3 separate regions of the Homo sapiens genome follow, and all the other regions are linked to region 3. A link is a loop called in an ENCODE intact Hi-C map of the cell type or tissue named here. Cell type or tissue: B cell. All regions are shown on one strand. Region 1 overlaps FAM107B (family with sequence similarity 107 member B). Region 2 overlaps FAM107B (family with sequence similarity 107 member B). Region 3 overlaps FAM107B (family with sequence similarity 107 member B).

Region 1 (2,500 bases), 100 kb before region 3:
GCCTGTCTCTCTGGCCACAGCCCATGGCTTAGGCTCCCTGCGGGAGTCTGCTGCCTCAGCAGATGGGATATTGGGAAACCAACAGGCTGGGAGTGACATCAGTCTGAAATGGAAAAAAATCCTCCTTGGCCCAGTAAATATCACAATAGGGAAACCAGTGGGTATTTCAAAAACACCAGAAACCCAGAGCAAGGGAGGTGCCATGGATTAAACCTATTTTCTGATTCCCTTCATTCATTTTGCAAACTTCTCACCTTCCCAGCCATTTGGGAAACTCACTGGTCTTGTTCCCAGCCCTTTACCTCCTTTGGAGGCGGAAGTGGAAGCCCAGGCCTGGGCTTCAGTCTCGGTGCGTTACAACCTTCTCTCAGCAGCCTGGCACTTCCTCAAGCTCTTGGCCCTGCAGCTCTTGCGGAACACAGAGTCAACTCTAGAAGCAGCTGTGTAGGGTCGATAGATCTCTGGGGATCCCAGGACTCCTCACAGTTTTTTCAAATAATTTCCTTATAAGGAGGCCGGGAGTAGTGGCTCACGGCTGTAATTTCCATCACTTTGGGAAGCTGAGTTGGAGGATCGCTTTAGCCCAGGAGGTAAAGGCTGTAATGAGCTCTGATCACATCACTGCACTCCAGCCTGGGTGACAGAGCTGGACCCTGTCTCTAAGAAAAAAAAGAAAAAAATCCCATATAAGTTCACTCTATTCAACTTGTCTTCCCTGGGAGCTCTGCCCAGTGCTTCGAACAGCCTAGGTTTTCAGACTCCCCTTCTCAGTGGTGGTTTCCCAGCTGGACTGTTCTGCTCACAAAAGCAAGCACAGGCCATGCTGTATGGTCCAAGCACACTTAGCTCCTGGCAGGACAAGGGCTGTGTATGAGAAATTGTACAAACATCAAACATTTTCCCAAAACGTCCTCTCGTTTTAATAATGAAGAGTTGCATTGGAAACCCATGTGTGCATCCTCCTTGGGGAGGCTGGGGTGGGGTCTTTGTGTCTGGATTCCGCCGCTCCCCTGGGACCCTAATGAGGAAGGGAGGCAGCAGATGTGCAGAGCCCATCTGCCCAGCTGGGGCCCATGTGCTTCCTCCTCATTACCTAGCGGATGTCAACAGCACATGGGGCCAGGCCCCTCCCAGATGTGCCACCATGGAAACCATGCCTTGGGCAGGTCTGCTCCTGATTGCTGAACTGGAACAAGAGTGAAAAAGCTGGAGGCCAAGCTCCCCCATCGTGCCCACCCCTGATTCCTCATGGTACCCTGAGGGGTGTCCAGCATCTGCCCATGCACCCCACAGCCTTCAGGTCCCCACTCTGTCCCATCCCTCTCCAAGAAGCCACCCTTGGAGCCCCCTTCCCGTCTAGAAGCATGCACCACCCAGGTAATTTTTAAAATTTTTTTGTAGAGACAGCATCTCACTGTGTTACCCAAGCTGGTCTCAAACTCCTAGGCTCAAGCAATTCCCCCATCTCAGCCTCCCAGAGTGCCAGGGTTACAGGCATGAGCCACATATCCAACTGAGACTAGAACGGTGTTGCCTTTGATAGCTTTGCAGTGCTATTTTATTGTTTTTGAGACAGAGTCTCACTCTGTTGCCCAGGCTGGAGTGCAGTGGCGTGATCTCAGCTCACTGCAACCTCCCCCTCCCGGGTTCAAGCGATTCTCCCGCCTCAGGCTCCCGAGTAGCTGGGATTACAGGTGTGCACCATCCCGCCCAGCTAATTTTTGTATTTTTAATAGAGACAGGGTTTCACCATGTTGGCCAGGCTGGTCTTGAACTCCCGACCTCAAATGATCCACCCACCTTGCTCTCCCAAAGTGCTGGGATTACAGGCTTGAGCCACCATGCTCGGCTTGCAGTGCTTTAAAAAAATGCTTTTCTAGGGAGTTCTATGTTTATGTCTTTCCGTTACGATGTGGCTCCCCTGGTTTCCAAAGACACCCCATGCCCCAAGTCTTGGCTTTAGCCACAGGCAGTTGTCTCTGGGGATACCTTTAGAAGACGCTTGTGGGTGAGAGCAATTCTTCTTCCATAAGAAAGCCTTGAGGATGCTACCAATGGGTTTTCATCCTGGCTTTGCCTCCATATTGTTCTTCTGGCCCAGGGTGATTTTTTCCTGGTGCCCTCCTCGCTGGAGCTGTTCGCTTCCAACTTCCGGAGTTCCCAGGTGCCTTAGGCCCCACCCCCTCGCTCTTCAAGATGGCCTCTGAGGTGCCTCCTGCATGGCAGCCTTCCTGGCGTTCCCAGGTGGGATTAGACCTATCTTTCCTTCCCTGTTTCTGACCTTAGGTTTCATTCTCTCAAGAACTCTTTGTGGACGTGCTAGTGGCTCTCATGACCCCTCCATAACACATTTGTGTTGGCATAATGTGGTTTTGGAACTGTGCCTTTTCTCAAAAGACATGGTTGCTGGCAATTTTAGGGACTTCAGCGGGATGGTAGGGAGGATGGTGCCCCTGCTCCCTGGGATGGAAGAGGGCAATGGGGAGAGATGGTCCAGATA
Region 2 (2,500 bases), 92 kb before region 3:
TCAGAAAGTTAGGGAGTTGGCCGCACGCGGTGGCTCATGCCTGTAATCCCAGCACTTTGGGAGACCGAGGTGGGTGGATCACGAGGTCAGGAGATCGAGACCATCCTGGCTAACATGGGGTTTAGTAGAAACCCCGTCTCTACTAAAAATACAAAAAAATTAGCCTGGTGTGGGGGCGGGTGCCTGTGGAGGCTGAGGCAGGAGAATGGCGTGAACCCAGGAGGCGGAGCTTGCAGTGAGCCGAGATTGCACCACTGCACTCCAGCCTGGGCGACAGAGCGAGACTCCATCTCAAAAAAAAAAAAAAAAAAAAAAAGGGAGTTATGCATGGAAAGTCGAGGAGAGGAAGAATAACACCATTTTGTCACATGTAACATAAGAAAAAAATAACAGTGCTGGTGACTGGATTTGAAGGAATTGGTGGGTTTTCAAGAAAGGTATTTAAAACAGACTCCCCTTGGGGCTCAGATCTGGGGTCAGTGTTTGGCTGGGCAGAGGGTATCCTCCATCCCTCCTGGAGATGCAGGGATTCACACTTTTCTCCACTCAGTGCTGCTTTCCCTCAAAGACTTCTTCGTAGGCTGGTGCGGTGACCTTAGTGGATGCTCTCTCTCTGGCCTAAAACACGGGGCTCCTCTCTTGCCCTCCTCTCTTCTTGCTCTCAGGTGGGGCAAACAAGCCCCTTATGGGCTAACTCTCCCTCTTCTTCCAGGTGCCTGGCTTTAGGCCTCACTAGTCTGACACTCCAAGCCTTACTCCTTTCTGGTTTTACCTGTTTCCTGAGCAGATTGTCTTGACAATCTGCTCAATATCTCAGCTCCTGCCTCGCTCTTTTCATTCCTCTTTCTGTAGCCCAGGTTCCTGCCCCCAAACCCTCACCTGGTACCCTGATTCTGGCTGTCATCTTGCCAGCCACTCCTCTGACTCCCAAAGCCATGGGGAGCCCCATCCCAGTGCTGTCTGCTTGTTGGAAAATCCTAATGTCACCTGTTGACTGTTCTCAGGGCCCAATCAGGTCCTGTTGTAGTTTTCACACATCGTTTCCTGGCCGCCAAACTGGATTTACTTTTAACACTTAACAGAACATTTTTGATCACAAGTGACAGAAAATGAACCCACACTTGCTTAAGCTAAAAAGAGGATGTATTGACTTGCAGCTGAATAGTCCAGGGGCTAGACTATTTTTAGGCACAGCTGCATAACAAATGATATCATCAGGACTCTGTCTAGCTCATTTTAAAAATAGACTTTGTTTTTTAGAGCAGTTTTGGGTTTATAGGAAAATTGAAGGAAGGTACAGAGTGCCTCCATAATCCCCTCTTACTGTCCCCTCCCTGTGCACACAGTTTTCCCTATTTTTAACATCTTGCATTGATGTGGTACATTGATTACAATTGAGGAAACAATATTAGTTCATTATTATTAACTAAAGCCCATATACGCATTAGGGTTAGCTCTTTGTGTTGTATAGTTATATGGGTTTTAAAAAATTCAGAAAGTCACTTTTCCACCATGACAGTATCATATAGGATAGTTTCACTGCCCTAAAATCTCTGTTCTCCACCTATGTCTCCTTCCCCCGTACCCCAATGGCCACCACTGATCATTTTATTGTCTGTATAGTTTTGCGTTTTCCAACATGTCATAAAGTTGGAATCATACAGTATGTATCCTTTTCAGACTGGCTTTTCACTTAGCAATATGCATTTAGTGTTCCTCCATGTCTTTTTGTGCCTTGATAGCTCATTTCTATTTATACCTGAATAATGGGCCATTGTCTGGATGTTCCACATGTGTGTTTATTCATTCACCTATTGAAGGACATCTTGGTTGGTTCCAAGTTTTGGCGAATATGAATATCGCTTCTATAAACATTCACGTGTAGGTTTTTGTGTGAATTCATTTGGGTAAATGTCAAGGACCATGATTTCTGGATCATATGGTAAGCCTATGTTTAGCTTTGTAAGAAATTGCCACACTGTCTTTCAAAGTAGCTGTATCATTTTGCATTCCCACAGGCAGTGAATGAGCATTCCTGTTGCTCTATATCTTCTCCGCAATTTGATGTTGTCAGTGCATAAATTTCAGCCATTCAAGCAAACAATCCAGGGGATAGACCAACTAGAGATAGTTGGATGTCAAACAGTGCCATCAGGACTCTGTCTTGCTCCTTCTGTGTCTCGGCTTTTCTTTCCCCTGGGCCAGCTCCAGTCTCCTGCAGGGATTCACTTCACGGTGTCTCTCATTGGCTTTAGGAATACATGCCCACAACTCCAAGTTCAGCATAAAGAGAATACCTCTTTCTAGCACAAGTTGTAGAACTTGAATTATGTATCTATCCCTAAAACAATTCTTGTGGTCTGGGAAATGAAATATTTTCCCTTTATTCGCTCATTCATTCATTCATTCATTCATCATGAACACTTACTATATGCCAGGCACTGATGATAATTGGTCAGGCCCAAGTCACACATTCCAGGAGTAAAATTGGTCCTCTACC
Region 3 (2,500 bases):
TGACCATGGCCTGTGACACAGCCCCAGGAGATCCTAAGAACATGTGCCCAGGTGGTCAGACTACAGCTTGGTTTTATACACTTTAAGGAAACATAAGACATAAATTAATACAGGTAAGATGTACATTGGTTCAGTCTGGAAAAGGTGGGACAACTCGAAGTGGGGGGTGTCCAGGTCACAGGTGGATTCAAAGATTTTCTGATTGGCAAGTGCTTGAAAGTGTTAAGTGATTATCTAAAGATGTGGAATCAATAGAAGGGAGTGTCTGGGTTAAGATAAGAAGTTGTGGAGACTAAGGTTCTTATTATGTAGATGAAGCCTCCAGATAGCAGGCTTCAGAGAGACTAGATGGTAAATGTTTCTTAACAGACTTTAAAAGGTGCCAGACTCTTAGTTAATTCTCTCCTAGATCAGAAAAAAGACCTGGAAAGGAAAGGGAATTCTCTATAAAACATAGGTTTTCCCCACAAGAGACAGCTTTGCAGTGCCATTTCAAAATGTGTCAAAGAAATGTATTTTGGGATAAAATATCTTGATTTCTTTCAGGTCCTGCTGTCTGTCATGTGGTTATCTTATTGCTACGCAGAGTCTGTTTTGTCAGTCTTATGGTCTCTGTTTTAATGCTAATGTTAGTCAGCAGTGCCTGAATTCCAAAGGGAGCAATATAAACTGAGGCATGTCTGATCATGCATTCCCATCATGGCCTGAACTGGTGTGCTTATTTTAGAATGCCCTTGGCCAAGAGGAGAGGTCCATTCAGCTGGTTGTGGGGCTTAGAATTTTATATTTGGCTTACGAATGAAACCTACCATGTTGTTTATACTGCCATTGTGTTACCATTATTTGTAGACAAACCTCATCCTCGTTTGTGTTTCTAAGACCAGGAAGCTTCTTTAGGGGAATTGTCTCTGTGTCTTTTTTAATCTCTATCATAGCATCCATGCAGTGCACATAGAACCAAGTCCTCGATAAATATTTATGGAATGAAGAACTTGAATTAAACCAACTTGGAGAATGGTGTGGAAAGTACTGGGCTAGATGACGTGGGTTCTGAAGATGAAGAGAACAGTATCTCATTCTCAAAGAACTGATAGTAAAATTACATGTGGGTTGTGGGTGTGTCACTGTTTGCCACCGACGCACCTGGGTGGGGTCAGGCAGAAGGTGCCTGTCCTCTGTGTCTCAATAAAACACAAGATGCCCATTCACTTCTGGTTTTCTCCTGGTATCATTGGCTCTTCGGTGTCTGCTGGAAAAGCTGGGCTTTTCCCAGTGTTACCATGACGTCTGAGCTTTGAGAGCTGTTTCTTTTCCCCTCGGAGCCTGAGAGAGATTATTCCAGTGATATCTGAATAGCTTGAGTTCGCTGGGTATGAACACAGAGGAAGTGGTTCCCTAGCAACAGGCGCCTCTGAAAGCCTCTTAGCACTCAGTACTTCTCCGGGCTTTTTGTTTCCCCTCGTTCATGCTGCCTGTCAGCAAATGGCCAGAGTGATTGCACCTGCTCCAAATTAGGGCTGGTCAGTTCGACCCCAGCAGTTCGGTTTTACTAAGTCAAAGTTCCTCTTTCAGTCAAGCTTCCTTGTGAGGCCTGGGGCCTATTTTGCTCCTGGTTAGACCATAATTACCTCAGATGACACTTCCTTCTTTGTTGTCTAGATTTTGACCAGAAATGGAAAATACCGAAGTGACTGAGATCATTTTAATTGAATTAGTAAAAGAATACTTTTTTTTTTTGGCACGTCTTTTCAAATATGCTAAACCTCTTAAGAAAATGTTTTATATCGCCTTTTTTTTTTTCCGCTAAAAATGGATTCTCACTCCATTTTTTCAGTTTCTCCGCAGAAGACTTAACAAATTCTGCCTTCCTTAACTGTGTCAGCATCTCAATACATATTTGAATATATGAGTTGGTTGGGGCAATATTAGAGGGTGTTTACCGCATTGCCTTGGCATCTGGAGACAGCCCTTACTGAGAGCATTGGTCATTGGTACAGACCATGGCATATAACTCTGAGATGAGTCCAGAATTGTTGACTGCAAATGCCTTGTTTCATTTTCAAACAGCAATCCATATTACTGTTTGAATTAGCAATCTTTTTTTTTTTTTTTTTTTGAGATGGAGTCTAACTTTGTCACCCAGGTTGGAGTGCAATGGCACGATCTTGGCTCCTCTGCAACCTCCGCCTCCCAGGTTCAAGTGATTCCTCCTGCCTCAGCCTCCCGAGTAGCTGGGACTACAGTCACCCACCACCATGCCTGGCTAATTTTTTTGTACTTTTTTTAGTAGAGACGGGGTTTCACCAAGTTGGTCAGGCTGGCTTCAAACTCCTGACCTCAAGTGATCCACCCACCTTGGCCTCCCAAAGTGCTGGGACTACAGGCCTGAGCCACTGCACCCAGACTGAATTAGCAATTTTATAGGAGATGGTTATACGTCTCTGCCTACCAGTTGGTTAGTATCGATTTGTAGCACTGAAAATCTGGCCAAGACTGTGGT

The links. A loop is a pair of places that touch in the nucleus more often than their neighbours do. Peaks named below come from ENCODE experiments on the same cell type or tissue, not always from the same donor. Only the 100,000 strongest peaks of a DNase experiment are listed, where the experiment ranks them.
Region 1: a loop joins it to region 3, with 6 times the contacts of the local background. A loop is called at or near these places in 9 of 110 quality-filtered maps.
Region 2: a loop joins it to region 3, with 6 times the contacts of the local background. A loop is called at or near these places in 13 of 110 quality-filtered maps.

Annotation. Positions count from the first base shown.
Region 1 is chr10:14,749,681-14,752,180 of GRCh38, reverse strand. All of the region lies in intron 1 of FAM107B (family with sequence similarity 107 member B), which reads left to right. Among named protein-coding and RNA genes, the nearest start is that of FAM107B, 24 kb to the left of the region's middle. RefSeq lists an enhancer at 1-716. In B cell, no CTCF peak of the experiment used is centred here; DNase peaks (open chromatin) are centred at 420 and 1,050; H3K4me3 peaks cover 1,783 bases; H3K27ac peaks cover 2,500 bases.
Region 2 is chr10:14,739,532-14,742,031 of GRCh38, reverse strand. The region is part of intron 1 of FAM107B (family with sequence similarity 107 member B); the gene reads left to right. Among named protein-coding and RNA genes, the nearest start is that of FAM107B, 34 kb to the left of the region's middle. RefSeq lists an enhancer at 844-893. In B cell, no CTCF peak of the experiment used is centred here; a DNase peak (open chromatin) is centred at 1,111; H3K4me3 peaks cover 1,345 bases; H3K27ac peaks cover 2,138 bases.
Region 3 is chr10:14,647,302-14,649,801 of GRCh38, reverse strand. The region is part of intron 2 of FAM107B (family with sequence similarity 107 member B); the gene reads left to right. Among named protein-coding and RNA genes, the nearest start is that of FAM107B, 130 kb to the left of the region's middle. RefSeq lists enhancers at 610-1,110, 1-1,137, 1,641-1,810. In B cell, no CTCF peak of the experiment used is centred here; a DNase peak (open chromatin) is centred at 1,561; H3K4me3 peaks cover 1,259 bases; H3K27ac peaks cover 2,500 bases.